2 separate regions of the Homo sapiens genome follow, and region 2 is linked to region 1. A link is an interaction called in ENCODE POLR2A ChIA-PET data of the cell type or tissue named here. Cell type or tissue: OCI-LY7. All regions are shown on one strand. Each heading gives the region's core, and the rest is flanking DNA. Links, peaks and the distances in the headings are about the cores only.

The links. Peaks named below come from ENCODE experiments on the same cell type or tissue, not always from the same donor. Only the 100,000 strongest peaks of a DNase experiment are listed, where the experiment ranks them.
Region 2: POLR2A ChIA-PET joins it to region 1 with 7 read pairs; 15 of 35 experiments call an interaction of 5 or more read pairs at or near these places.

What each region holds. Positions count from the first base shown.
Region 1 is chr9:124,946,750-124,954,675 of GRCh38, forward strand. It overlaps SCAI (suppressor of cancer cell invasion), which reads right to left. Exons shown (of 18, transcript NM_001144877.3): 18 at 1-6,204. The coding sequence ends at 6,058. It also overlaps a transcript of GOLGA1 not described here. Among named protein-coding and RNA genes, the nearest start is that of GOLGA1, 9.6 kb to the left of the region's middle. RefSeq lists an enhancer at 3,635-3,684. In OCI-LY7, for the core only: no CTCF peak of the experiment used is centred there; a DNase peak (open chromatin) is centred at 3,752; H3K4me3 peaks cover 722 bases; H3K27ac peaks cover 2,179 bases.
Region 2 is chr9:125,133,570-125,141,495 of GRCh38, forward strand. All of the region lies in intron 2 of SCAI (suppressor of cancer cell invasion), which reads right to left. Among named protein-coding and RNA genes, the nearest start is that of SCAI, 6.0 kb to the right of the region's middle. In OCI-LY7, for the core only: no CTCF peak of the experiment used is centred there; no DNase peak of the experiment used is centred there.

The DNA of each region.
Region 1 (7,926 bases), core at 1,568-6,567:
ATTAAAAACTCTACTTCATGTGCGAATATATCATCAACTTGCAGAACACAAGTGGTCTCATAGAGACACAGCAATACGAGTGAAGGCATTTTATTCAGTGGAAGCATTTTCTCAGATGAGCCTACTCACCTTTGATATGCAAGTCCAGTAAGAAAAAATCTGTAGCCGGAAATGCCAAGACAGGACTAAATTAATCATAGCTGCTGCAAATATACAAATTAACAACCTCCCGTTCCTCACTAAATCCTATCCTACTTAGGTTAGGCCATCCCTTAGCTAATGCCCCCTTTTCTGCCTCATAGAGACACATAAAACACTGATGAAAAAAGAATTGTTCCAAAATCAAAATTCAGTATGAGGCATAAAAATGACAACTGGGAATATATTTCCCCTATTTAATGGACATTTTCCTATGTTTTTAAATGTGATTAAAGCAATTTTTTTCCACAGCCTCTCTATTAAGCCCCAATATACATAATTTACTACTCAGTAATAATACTTAAATATGGATCAAGAAAATAAAGGACTACTACAGCCTAAGAATCTGCTGGTGTCTCAGTTTCACATACTTAGGTTTTTCAGGTTATATCACTAATTTATCATCAGTTTAAATAAAAATTTGCAGGTGATTTTAAAGCTAAGAATAAATATCTAGCTTTCTGTTAAGATCTTCATATCCTAATTTCAACTCCAAATTAGCCCATTTTATCCAAACACAAGCCTCTCAAAATAGAGGCTTATGAATGAGATACAGCCACAACCTAATTACAGCAGCATGAACAATGCCACTAGGATGTCCTCACAGAACTTAAATAAATTCAGCCCACAATGGGTATGGGTACATAATATACACATACTGTATCACTGCATACCAATATATTTACAAATATGTATACATATATACAAAAAGTATACACAGAGATTGCATGTAGCATCACAAAAATATACATATGCCATTACAAATAAAATAAGAATTTCAAATAAATAAGGTCAACAAAAGAGCCCTCAAGGTAAATACCCTCTATGATTTCCAAACACACACAGGAACATATACACCCAAAACATCACCAGGAGACTCATAGCATTCATATTCATATCAAATCTTTTACTCAGGGTGGGGAGGTGGTTTTGAATCACTGGCAATGGCCAAATTAGCAGACCTTGGTACCTGACTATATTTCCAGTCCAGAGTGTTCTCTGTATATCAGGCTGATTACAAGTCTCCATAAATAAAATTTTTCAGCTGGGTCCAAACTGCTTCTCAGAGACAGAAAGTTACTATATCACACATGTCAGAGATTAAACTTGGAGGAGAGTGCTAAAGAAAGCTCCATAATACCTAATACATAAATCCGATTTGTCGCTTTTCCCATTATCCTGACTAAATCAGTATAATTACGACATAATCTGTTTCAGGGAATTCTATTGCACAAAGGAAATAAAGGGCAGTAGCCAGAAGTTGGAGGGGAGGGAACCACCCGGATCCTCTATCAGGAAAACTCCAGCCACAATTGGATTGCACTTTGCTTCTGAAATCCTGAAACGTTTCAATTTGGTAAAAATAAAGAGGGTACAATAAATTCTGTGCTTTGAAAGGTTTGAGAGCACCACTTTCTAAGAGAAACACACACATGCAAATGAAGAATACATCCTGGCTAGAATAAAAGATAAAATGTCAGATTTGTGGATTTTTACAATAAAAATTTGATACTGTTTTGTGCCAAAATACAAATCCCTAATTATTCTTTCTTGTTCATTATAGAAAGCAGTCTGAGCTACTGAGAAGACTGGGCTGAGATGAGGAGATCTGAGTTTTAGTTCTAGCTCTATCACTATGAATAGCTTTTTGGGTCTCAGCTTTCTCTTCTGTAAAATAGAGAAGATAGTTGCTTTACCAACTTCAGAAATATACAGATAAAGAAAGAGAAAATTCCACTGTGCTTCATTTTGTTTTGTGTATAACTGACTTCTTGCAGTCTTATGCTTTCTATGTTGTTTACAGTGATAGTTAAGAGAGATGAGAGACTATCAGAATCTCCAGGGACAGTTTGTGCAATTTGAAAACAAAGGAGTGCTTTTTCCCTTTGCTTTGCTCTGTTCTTAGTTCCAATATTTAAATTTTTATGAATTATAAAATTAAATACATTAGGGTTTAAATTTTTTTATAAAGGGCAGGTGGTATGCATTTTTAAAAAATGAAATTCTTTGCCACTATCATCAGCTCAAGCCCATTGGGCAACTGTCCTTTTAGATAATTCTTCTCCCTTGATTAAAGAAATACAGAAGCTGGGTAAGGTACAAGGAGGATTTATTAAACTGTATGTTTAGGCTGGGCGTGGTGGCTCATGCCTGTAATCCCAGCACTTTGGGAGGCCGAGGCCAACGGATCACCTCAAATCAGGAGTTCGAGACCAGCCTGACCAACATGGTGAAACCCCATCTCAAAACACAAAATTAGCTGGGTGTGGTGGCACATGCCTGTAATCCCAGCTACTGGGGAGGCTGAGGCAGGAGAATCACTTGAAACTGGAAGGTGGAGGTTGCAGTGAGCTGAGATCCTGCCACCACACTGCAGCCTGAGTAACAAGAGTGAAACTCCGTCTCAAAAACAAAAAACAAAAAAACTATGTTTAAAACTTTCATAAAAAGAAAGAAAAGGCAAAGTGTTCATGCAAATGTGACCTTCCTAATGAAGCCTACCCTGATCATCACTTTTTCTTTTCTTTTTTTCCAGAGACGAGGTCTTGCTTTGCCATCCAGGCTGGAGTGCAGTGGTGCAATCACAGCTCACTGCAGCCACAAACTCCTGGGCTCAAGTGACCCTCCCACCTCGGCCTCCCAGGTAGCTGGGACTAATAGGGTCATGCCACCATGCCCTGCTTGATCACTCTTTTAAACATTGTTCTTCTCTTAAGAAAACAAACAAAAGATTTACCTTACCATAATCTACACTTTTCCATCCTACTTAACATTTTCTAACATAAATTACTTATGTTTATTGCCTTACTCCTTCTACTAGAATGTAAGCTTCATGAACATGAGGATTTTTAAGTCTATTTTGTTTGCTTCCCCAATGCCCAGAAGAAAATCTGGAGTATAGTCTTTGTTTAATACGCATTTTTTTGAAGGCATCAATGAAACAATAACATTTTCCAGCACAGTTTTCCTCTCTTTGAAGATTCAAGATCACTTCAGTCCACTTTAGATTTTTAACTACCAGTAAGGAATTACACTATTAGCTTAAGGGGCAACATCATAAGGGTCAATGTTGTGATTTCTAAGACCCTCATTTTTAGACAAGCATGTTTCTAATCATAAAAGCTCTAATTTCCTCAGGAGAGTCTCTGTCTGTACTAGTTTCTAAAACAGCTAAGTGGGACCCAGATTTTCTTGAACAAAATCTAGGTAAATATGACTTACAAAAGAAAAGGTTGTGTACACTACAAACAGGGTAAATAGTTCTCTTGGTGGTTGGAGTGGGGAAATCAATATTTTTGGAACCAAGAGTCCAAATTACAGAATCAGAGTTGGAGAAGACCTGGGCCAACCTCTTCATTTTACAGATGAGAGTGCTAACAAGCAGAGACATGAAGACAGTTGTCAAAGGGCATAACGCTTAAGTTACCAGGAAAGCCAGGACTAGAACTTAGGTCTCCTAGTTCTCAGACCAGTGTTCTTTATGCTTAACGGGGGAGGATAAAGCTCAGAACAGTAAATACTATTTTAAACATTAGAGGACAGGAAACTCTGTGTTGGTAGGAGCATAACTGGCACAGGACTTAAGGGGAATTGAAACAAGAGGTCAGAAAACCGAAGATAGTCTATTGCTGTAGTTCAATGAACACTGTTACTAAAGGAAAGCTATGAAGTTTATTAAGATACTGAAAAAAAAGGAAAGCAGTCTTTACCTGAAAATGAAAACCCACTAGCAAAGGAAATCTTTCCAGGGTAACTTTTCCCAAGCTTTCTGAAATACTGTTTGAAAGAACAAACAAAAAAATTTTTAAAAAGTAAACAGGCCAGGTACAGTGGCTCACACCTGTAATCCTAGCACTTTGGGAGGTTGAGGCAGGAGGATCACTTGAGCCCAGGAGTTTGAGGCCAGCCTGCTCAACAAAGTGAGACCATGTCTCTACAAAAAATTAAAAAATAAAGAAAATTAGCCAGGCATGGTGGCGCATGCCTGTAGTCCCAGCTACTTGGGAGGCTGAGGTGAGAAGATTGCCTGAATCCAGGAATTTGAGGCTGCAGTGAGCCATGAATGTACCGCTGCACCCCAACCTGGGCAACAAAGCAAGACTCTGTCTCTTAAAAAAAAAAAAAAAAAAAAGTAAAATACTCCCCAAGTCCCCAAACCCCAAAAACAGTAACTTTGGACTTCAGGTTTGAAAAATCAGCAAATCAAAGCAGGAATGGGAATAACTTAGACCCAAATTAGTCTCTATGCCAGAAATGAAAACCAAGTTAAAAATAATAGCCAGGTGCGGTGGCTCACGCCTGTAATCCCAGCACTTTGGGAGGCTGAGGCAGGCAGATCACAAGGTCAGGAGTTTGAGACCAGCCTGACCAACATGGTGAAACCCCGTCTCTACTAAAAATACAAAAATTAGCCAGGCATGGTGGCGGGCACCTGTAATCCCAGCTACTCGGGAGGCTGAGGCAGGAAAATTGCTTGAACCTGGGAGGCGGAGGTTGCAGTGAGCCGAGATAGCCCCACTGCACTCCAACCTGGGCAACAAAAGCAAGACTCTGTTTCAAAAAAAATAAATAAATTTAGAGTATAATTTACCTAGGGCCATGGGAAAGAGATATCAAAAGCAATCAGCTCACTTCTCCTGGGACTGCCAGATGTGATCCTGTACAGAAAATTAGGTATAAGGCCTTCTCATTCATAGATTTCTGAAATTGAATGCTGCATAATCAAAAAGGAGGGAGGACTTCATAGCAAGTGACTGTGAAATTATAAAGGGAATGACAGGGAAGGAAAACACAAAAAAGAAAAATCTTTATAATATACACTGAGTCCTATTTAAGATAATAAAAATTTTGTGCATGAATATAAAATACTAAATACAGGGAATGTTAATAAATCTTATTTCCAAATTACCAATGCAAAATCAACTTACATTTTAGGTTTCATAACACCCAGTTACCCCTTACCAAAATTTAAAACATCTATGACTTTGAAGTCTCATAAATTTGAATGAGGCAAAAAATTAAAACTTTATGTCACAGACATCAATCCAGTCTTTAAATGTGATCTCATAAACCAAGAGTTTAAATAGAATTCCTATTGGAGACATTGTATTATGAAACCAATGACATGGTTTTTTGACTAAAATATTTCAAAGTTGTTTCCTTTTTCATTTCCAGCATTCACAGACTACAAAGAAAATATGCAAATAAATCTCATAATACTCATACATTCCAAGTAATATTACCACCTCAAGTCCTCAATCAAGATGTAGCTTTCAGATGCAATTCAATCCAATTTCTGAAATTATGACAGTATTGAAAGAAATTAAATGATTTCAAAAAACTGGCTTGATCATGTTTCAAAGGATCAAACATTTTTCTACCAGCTAAGTTGGAATGAGAAAAAATATATTATGGAGGGACTCTGTTCTTGATTTTCAGTAGTCCATGGTGGCTAGCTTCATCATTATGAACCATTACATATTTCCAAATCCAGACATTTAACTTAGGTCCAAGTATAAGAGTTGGATTTACCTCATTATACAAAAATAAATGATTTACTCTTCTCAGGGTGAGAATAGTGACTATTTGAGTGTAGGATTAGAAGTTGGAGGTAAATATCCATCCCTCAAAATCAAAAAATAAAAATTCCAAGGTTAAGATTTTAAAAGACCTGAAAGGTTGCATTTTAAAACAGTTACCCTAAAAGTGTGAACATTTTTTTGTTTGTTTTTAAAATGGTGGCCCTAAATTAAAAAATAAAAACTAAGTAACACCACTATGTGTCTTATCACGTTAGAAAACTGCACCATTTAAAATTTGTGGAAAATGAAAACTTGTTTCGACAACAGGGTTTTTGTTTTAATAGTCATCAATGGTATTCTCAAAGAACACGTTTCGAACATCCAGAATGGATGCTAATTCCAAAATGTGCTTCTGGAGATGAGGATTCTCCACTGTTTCATCCCTTGGCAGTTGTGGATATGATTCTGGATAATTTCGTGTTTCCTGGTAGGCAAAGAAGAGAAAAGTCAAGTTTTGTAGTCTAATGAAAGAAAATTATACACATTGATAACAGTGTCAAGGAGTAATATGTATTTTCACTTTTATACTGGAATGATTCTTATTAATATATTTGTTGAATATTGAATTGCTGATATTTAACCATTTTGACCTCTAAAAATGACAGTTTCAGATGAATCAATGTAATATATTCATTTAGTGAGTTATTCCACAAATGTTTACTGAGGCCTATTGTTGCTAGACACTATGCTCTGTATCACGTGGAAACCATATAATTCATGCTACTGGGGGGAAAATCCTAACACATATAGAATTTCAACAAGTATATGTTAAATAAATAAAAAGATATTGCTTTGGAAATTAAAATGAGGCTGGGGCAGCCGGGCACCATGGCTCACGCCTGTAATCCCAGCACTTTGGGAGGCCGAAGCGGGCAGATCATGAGGTCAGGAGTTTGAGACCAGCCTGGCCAACATGCTGAAACCCCATCTCTACTAAAATACAAAAATTAGCCGGGCATGGTGGTGGGCACCTGTAATCTCAGCTATTCAGGAGGCTGAGGCAGGAGAACTGCTTGAACCCGGGAGGCGGAGGTTGCAGTGAGTTGAGATCACGCCATTGCACTCCAGCCCAGGTGTTTCACCATGTTGGCCAGCCTGGTCTCGAACTCCTGAACTCAGGTGATCTGCCCGCCTCAGCCTCCCAAAGTGTTGGGATTACAGGCGTGAGCCACCGTGCCCGGCCTAGAAATTCTTCTTCATTTGGTAAGTTCTATAAACTATAATCCTGCCATACATTTAAAATTTCCTGAAGAAGTTGCTACTTTTCTGTACATTTCATGCAACAGTTCATACATACAAATGTTAACTTCTCTCTACCTATAGGACTCACTCACACATTACAAAAATAAATTTTTTTTTTTGAGATAAAATCTCACTGTGTTGCCCAGGCTGGCTTACTGCAGCCTTGCAATGAGCTCAAGCAATCCTCCCACCTCAGTCTCCCAAGAAGCTGGCACCACAGGTGTGCACAACCATGCGCAGCTAATTTTGGTATTTTTTGTAGAGACAGGGTCTTGCCATGTTGGTCTTGAACTCCTGAGCTCAACCAATCTACACGCCTCGGGCCTCCCCAAGTGCTGGGATTACAGGCGTGAGCCACTGCACCCAGCCCTAATTAGAGGTTTAAATACTACTGTTTCAGAAATTGAAAAAGCAGACAGAAAATCAACAAAAATACAGAAGATACAAAGAACACTCTTCAATTTAGTTTAATATCAAATGGAACAAACTGACATTTTTATATCATTCCATCTAGTAATAGCAGAATACACTGAATTCTTTTCAAGTGCAGATAAAACCACTGCCAAGATAATTCACATGCTTGGGTTAAAAAACAAACTGAATAAATTTTAAAACTGAAACTATACAGTTAAAGCAATGCTTAAAAGGTAAGTACTTCTATGCTCAATAGTTACACAATCCTCCCACTGAAACATCACAGCAATCTCATGAGGTAGCTTCTGTTATCATTTTACAGATAAGTAAACTAAGGCTAAGAAAGGTGAGATCACTCTTCAATGTCACACAGCTAGTGAGAGGCACCTTGTATTTTTTTAGTAACGGTTTTATTAAGATACAATTAACATACCATACAATTCACCCATTTAAAGTATACAATTCAGTGGCATTTAATATATCCAGAAAG
Region 2 (7,926 bases), core at 1,087-6,086, 190 kb after region 1:
GGGAAAGGCAAATGAAAACCACAATGACACGTACCAGTGTACACCCACAGAATGGCAAACAATGGTGGTGGTTTTAAGGGTATACATGTATTTCAAAACTTATCAAATTGTACACTTCAAATATGTACAGCTCACTGTATGCCAACTGTACCTCTACAGACCTGTTCAAAAAACAAAAAAAAAAGAAAGAATCACAAGACCAAGTATTGGTGAGGACATTTGGAAGGGCTAGGATTCAAACTCTAATGCAAGATTTCTCAGCCTCAGAACTAATGACATTTTGAGCTGGGGAACTCTTAGATTAGGATGCTGTCCCATGCATTTTAGGATGTGTAGCAGTATATCTGGCCTCTACTCACTAGGTGCTCCAAGTTGTAACAACCCAAAATGTCTCCAGACATTCTCAAATGTCCCTTAGGAGGCAAAACCCCCTTAGTTGAGAACCACCCCTTAGTCTGACACCACAGCCCAAGCTCTTAAAAACATCTTTCTTTCCACTTCTGGCACTATCTTGGTTCAGGTCCTGAATTTAGTTCACCCAAGACCTCATTATTAGTCAGTCTACATCTAGGCTGTCATCTCTTGTCATTTCAATAGTCACACTACCAACAAATTAACCTTCTAAACCTTCAGGGCTTAGATAAATGACTGCAGAAACTGCCCTCACTACCACTATGCAGAATTCCTATAAACCCTTTGTATGTACTGTGTAAACCTTTGTATATATACAAAGTCATTACACTGTCTCATATTTCAGTGTCTGTCTTCCCATTAATACATGAGATTTTCCCCAACAACGGCCACCTCACTCATATCTATATCCCTAGAACCCAGAACTAGAAAGCATTCAAATGTTTCTTAAACAAATTACATACAACAACAAAATGCCCGGATCTCTTTGCTTTAAATATGTAACAACAACAACAACAACAAAAGCCCCCAAATCATACAGTAAAGCTTTCATCAATGTGAATCCTATCCAAACAAATGGATCTTGTTCCTAATAGGACCAGAAAGGATTCTCCAACTCATAACCCAAACATCATTAACAGACATATTGGACTCTTCAGAATTTTCCAAAAGCACATAGAGACCAAGTTTCCTAATCTTTTTTGTGTGTGTGTGAGATGGAGTTTCGCTCTTGTTGCCCAGGCTAGAGTGCAATGGCACGATCTCGGCTCTCTGCAACCTCCGCCTCCCAGTTTCCAGCGATTCTCCTGCCTCAGCCTCCTGAGTAGCTGGGATTACAGGCATGCGCCACCACGCCAGGCTAATTTTGTATTTTTAGTAGAGACGGGGTTTCTCCATGTTGGTCAGGCTGGTCTTGAACTTCCAGCCTTAGGTGATCCGCCCGCCTCAGCCTCCCAAAATGCTGAGATTACAGGCATGAGCCACCACGCCCGGCCAGTTTCCTAATCTTAAAACTCCTTTCAGTCCATTGCAGTTTTTCAGGGGCATTAAATAGTATCACATTATTTTGGACAACCAAACCCATCCCACACTAACTCCTCTTGCCACCAATTCATTTATTGGTTCACTAGTTTTACTGAGCTCCCCCTTAGTACCTTATAAGGGTGCAAAGATGAACTATGATAAGGAAATAAAAGTTTTAAGGGGAAAAAGATACAAAGAAATAATAATGCATGAGGTTCTTATCTCAAACTGTCTTTGTTTTTCTTAAACTGTCTTACAGTTTGGTCTGCACTAGAAATGTTCTCAAAAGATAACTCAGCCACTAACTAACACCTATCAAAAAGAATTATTTAACATCAATATCCTAAAATAAAAATCATAATTTTAGGCCAGGCACGATGGCTCACGCCTGTAATCCCAGCACTTTGGGAGGCCAAGGCAGGCGGATCAATTGAGGCCAGGAGTTCGAGATCAGCCTAGCCACCATGGGGAAACCCCGCCTCTACTAAAAACAGAAAAAATTAGCTGGGCATGGTGGTGCGCCCCTGTAATCTCAGGTATTCAGGAGGCAGAGGCACAAGAACCACTTGAACCCAGGAGGCAGAGGTTGCTGTGAACCGAGATAGCATGACTGCACTCCGGTCTGGGAAACAGAGTGAGACTCCATCTCAAAACTAAATAAAAATTTTTAAAATCCTAATTCTGGGCTGGGCATGGTGGCTCATGCCTGTAATCCCAGCACTTTGGGAGGCCAAGGCGGACGGATCACCGGAGGTCAGGAATTCAAGACCAGCCTAACGAACATGGAGAAACCCCATCTCTACTAAAAATACAAAATTAGCTGGGTGTGGTGGCGCATGTCTGTAATCCCAGCTACTCAGGAGGCTGAGGCAGGAGGATCACTTGAACCCAGGAGGCAGAGGCTGCAGTGAGCCGAGATCACACCATTGCACTCCAGCCTGGTCAACAAGCAAAACTCCATCTCAAACAAAAAAAAAAAAAACAAAAAAAAAACCATAATTCTGTCAACTGTTTTCTAAAATGTACTACATATGTAATATAACTGTCAACAACTCTACATAGCAGACCCGTTCAATCAGTTACTCAAGGCTACATTCAACAATTAACTTACCTTTTTTTTTTTTTTTGAGACAGGTTTTCACTGTTGCCCAGGCTGGAGTGCAGTGGTGCAATCATGGCTCACTGCAGCCTCCACCTCCCAGTCTCAGCTGATCCTCCCACCTCAGCCTCCCAACTAGCTGGGACTACAGGTGTGTACCACCACACCTGGCTAATTTTCGTATTTTTGGTAGAGATGAGGTTTCACCATGTTGCCCAGACTGGTCTTGAACTCCTGGGCTCACACCATTCATCTGCCTCAATTAATTCATCTTGAAGTGTTTACCAGGAATTTATATCATTTGATATTCAGAATTTCTATAGCCACAGTATAAAACTGATACTAATACCTTTCTTTTTTTTTTTTTTTTTTTTTTGAGATGGAGTCTCGCTTTGTCGCCCAGGCTGGAGTGCAATGGCGTGGTCTCAGCTCACTGCAACCTCTGCCTCCCAGGTTGAAGCGATTCTCCCGCCCCAGCCTCCTGAGTAGCTAGGATTACAGCTGCCTGCCACCACGCCCGGCTAATTTTTGTACTTTTAGTAGAGACGGGGTTTCGCTACATTGGCCAGACTGGTCTCAAACTCCTGACCTCGTGATCTGCCAGCCTGGGCCTCCCAAAGTGCTGGGATTACAGGTGTGAGCCAGCATGCCCGGCAACTAATACCACTTTTTTTTTTTTTTTTTGAGACGAAGTCTTGCTCTGTCACCCAGGCTAGAGTGCAGCGATCTCGGCTCACTGCAACCTTCTCCCAGGTTCAAGTGATTCTCCTGCCTCAGCCTCGCAAGTAACTGGGATTACAGGCATGCGCCATTGTGCCTGACTAATTTTTGTATTTTTTAGAGATGGGGTTTCACCATCTTGGTCAGGCTGGTCTTGAACTCCTGACCTTGTGATCCACCCGCCTCGGCCTCCCAAAGTGCTGGGATGACAGGTGTGAGCCACCGCGCCCGGCCTAACACCTATTTTTTTAAATATCTGGCTACAACCATTACATCCTTATTCTATAATTCATCTTTGGGGTCTTAACTGTACATTTTGTTTTCTAGTTTTAGAGCAACCCCTGCACTGTTTTCTGAGGAAAATCTTGGTCCTGCCCATAGGACCTTTAAATACATGTGCTGGTTGTCCATTCAGGTCAAAATGCTGACATGATCAGGATCTAACCTAAATCAGGCATGCTGAATATGTAGCCTCATGATTCTGGACTGAGAAAATAAACTCATTGCAACCTGATGCTTACTTAAATTCCTGGAGAATTACTAAAGGATTTGTTCACTCAAAAATTCAATAAACTGTTCTCTACGTGCCAGATGCTATTCTAGCTGCTGGGGATAAACAGTGAACAAAACACGTATAGTCCCCACAGTGTACGCATCCCTCTTTACCTCTGAATCAAGCCAAACCATCAGAGAGCCATATACCAAAACCACATTGCTTTGGCCCCGTGGAGACTGTTCACTGGCAATAACTCACTTGGATTGAGAAGTATAAGAAGCAATCTTTATTTATTTATTTAAGACGGAGTCTCACTCTGTTGCCCAGGCTGGAGTGCAGTGGTGCAATCTCAGCTCACCGCAACCTCCACCTCCCAGGTTCAAGAGATTCTCTGGCCTCAGCCTCCTGAGTACCTGTGATTACAGGCACGCGCCACCATGCCCGGCTAATTTTTTGTATTTTTAGTAGAGATGGGGTTTCGTCATGTTGGCCAGGCTGGTCTCAAACTCCTGACCTCAGGTGATCCACCCGCCTCAGCCTCCCAAAGTGCTGGGATTACAGATGTGAGCCACCACGCTTGGCCAAGAAGCAATCTTTAAAAACTCACGTTTGATTTTAGAGATACCATGAATCTGAAAACTGAACTTTATTTTCTTCTTCATTTTACTCCAGAAAACTCAGAGCCAAACACCAAAGCAACCATTAGCAATGATGCAGGACTTTCCGGTCCATGCACTAATTCTGCCACTGGCTTTATCTGCTTCTTTCATTTCTTCTTGGCCTTTATTTTTAATCTTCTCATTTTGAAAAGAAGTGGGAAATAAAAGATATTTGATGGGTGTTTTTTAACCTAAAATTTATTGTGTACCTTCTATGTGCCAGGCACTATCCTAGGCACCTTACAACCTTGGGGAAGTCGAACTATTATTTCTTTTTTTTTTTTTTTTTTTTTTGGAGACAGAGTTTCGCTCTTGTTGCCCAGGATGGAGTGCAATGGTGCAATCTCGGCTCACTGCAACCTCCACTTCCTGGGTCCAAGCGATTCTCCTGCCTCAGCCTCCCGAGTAGCTGGGATTACAGACATGCGCTACCACGCCCAGCCAATTTTTTTTTTTTGAGGCGGAGTCTCGCTGTCGCCCAGGCTGGAGTGCAGTGGTATGAGCTCAGCTCACTGCAAGCTTTGCCTCCCGGGTTCACGTCATTCTCCTGCCTCAGCCTCCTGAGTAGCTGGGACTACAGGCACCTGCCACCACGTCCAGCTGATTTTTTTTGTTTTTAGTAGAGACGTGGTTTCACTGTGTTAGCCAGGATGGTCTCGATCTCCTGACCTTGTGATCCGCCCGCCTTGGCCTCCCAAAGTGCTGGGATTACAGGATTGAGCCATCGTGCCCGGCCCAATTTTGTATTTTTAATAGAAATGGGGTTTCTCCATGTTGGTCAGGCTGGTCTCAAACTCCCGACCTCAGGTGATCTGCCCACCTTGACCTCCCAAAGTGCTGGGATTACGGGCGTGAGCCACCACGCCAGCAGAACTATTATTTCTACTATATAGATGAGGAAACTGAGGCAGAGACAGGCTTATTAACTTGCACATGATCTCGCAAACTACATTTGACAGAGCTGAATTCAAATTCAGCCCAGACCATTTCATGTAAGTGTATGTACAGGCCATGATGGGACCCAATAAGGTGGAGCAGAGGGAGGGTGGGGGGAAGCCCTCACTGAGCAAAGTCTTAAAGGAGGGGGCTTGTCAAGGAGCAAGGAGAAAGTACTCCAGAAAGAAAAAGAAATCACATACAAAAACCCAAAGCAGACCAGGTACTGTGGCTGACGCCTATAATTCAAACACTTTGAGAGTCTGAGGAAGGCAGATAGCTTAAGCCCAGGAGTTCACGACCAGCCTGAGCAACATGGTAAAACCCCACCTCTACAAAAAATGCAAAAATTAGCTGGGCATAGTGATGCACATCTGTAGTCCCAGCTACTTGGGAGGCTGAGGTGGGAAAATCACCTGGGCCCGAGAAGTCAAGGCTCCAGTGAGCCATTGTCACACCATTGCACTCCACCCTGAAGTGAGACCGTCTTTAAAAAACAACAACAACAACAACAAAAACAACAAAAACCCTAAAAACAAAAAACCAAAGCAAAGAGGGAACATAAGTTCTGGGAATGGCAAATGGAGCACGGAGTTACATTCAGCAATTAATTCATCTTGAAGGTTCACCAGAAAGTTAAATCATTTAAAAGTAGACATTTAATAGTTCCATCATTGAAAATCGATATGGCCAAAGTATTAACCGTGGCTGGGAAAGTATGAAGAAGTAAAATAAAGGCAATTTTTTTATATGATTAGGCTAAAAGTCTGAATGATGTTCAATAAGCAATGAGGAAGCACAGAGGGATCCTAAGCATGAGAATTACAAGATCGATTTGCACAGTACAGGGAGGGAATTACAGATTCAAGGTAGGGAAACCAGTCAGAAGGCTACTGAAGAGTCTGGCAGTGGGGTAATGAGAGTTAAATGAGAGCTATCCAAAAGAAATACAATGCAAAGAAATACAATGCAAGTTAAATGTATGCAGCTTTTAATTTTCTAGTAGCCATATTAGAAAAAATAAAAAGAAAGGCTGGGTATGGTGGCTCACGCCTGTAATCCTAGCACTTTGGGAGGCCAAGGCTGGCGCATCACTTGAGCACAGGAGACCAGCCTGAGCAACACAGTGAGACCCTGTCTCTTACAAAAAATAAAAAGTTAGCCTGGCATGGTGGTGCACATCTGTAGTCCCAGGTACTTGGGAGGCTGAGGTGGAAGGATTACCAGGTCGAGGCTGCAGTGAGCTGTGATTGCACCACTTCACTTCAGCCTTGACAACAGAGCCAAGCCCTGTCTCAGAAGAAAAATAAAAAGGAAAAAGAAGTAAGTGAAGGCCAGGCCCGGTGGCTCACACCTGTAATCCCAGCACTTTGGGAGGCCTAGTCAGACAGAGCACTTGAGGCCAGGAGTTCAAGACCAGCCTGGCCAACATGTTGAAACCCCGTCTCTACTAAAAATACAAAAATTAGCCGGGCATGGTGGCAGGCGCCTGTAATCCCAGCTAATCGGGAGGCTGAGGAAAGAGAATTGCTTGAACCCAGGAGGCGGAGATTGCAGTGAGTCAAGATCACATCACTGCACTCCAGTACGGGCAACAAAGTAAGACTTTGTCTCAGGAAAAAGTAAGTGAAAATAATTTTAGTAACAATTTTATTTACAGCCAGGCATGGCAGCTCACACTTGTAATCACAGCACTTTAGTAGGCCAAGGTGGTTGGATCATTTGAGCCCAGGAGTTTGAGACCAGCCTGGGCAACATGGCCAAACCTTGTCTCTACAAAAAAAAAAAAAAAAAAAAGAGCTGGGTGAGGTGTCAGGCGCTTGTAGTCCCAGCTACTCCAGAGGCTGAATTGGCTGGGTGGCTTGAGCCCAGGAGGTGGAGGTTGCAGTATGCTGAGATTGCACCACTGCACTACAGCCTGGATGACAGAGCCAGACCCTGTCTCAAAAAAAAAAAAAAGTATTTACTCCAATATACCTAAAATATTGTCTCACTATGTCATCAATATAAAAAGTTACTGAGAAATTTTATTTATTCAATTTTTGTACTAACTTGAAATCTAGCATGTATTTTATACTTATCTCATTTCAGACCCTAAATTCTCATTGGAAATATTTGATATATACTTAGATTTCATAAAATGACGGATGAAAAATACAGACTCACATACCCAAGTTGTTCAAAACATACTTGAACGTTTTCCAATAGCTGATCAAGTAGCAGTTTCTCAAGTTAATTTAATTACAATTAAATAAAATTAAAAATTTAGTTCCTCAGTCATGCTAGATGCATTTTGAGTGCTCACCCTGCATATGGTTACTGGATTGGACAGTACAGGCCTAAAGTGTGACAAGGAAACTCTGTTGGCACTTCCACCATCAGCATTTCGTGTCTATTTACTATTGAGGTTTTCTGTGTATTAACATCATTAACTTGCCAGATATTAACTATGAAAGTAGTCCTACTGGTCACATAACTACAGTAGCTTACTTTCTCTAGGTCAATGCCAACATCTGTGAAAAAGGAATCATCTAATGACTACACAGAATTGCTATGTAGTACCTCTCACATGGAATGCAGTC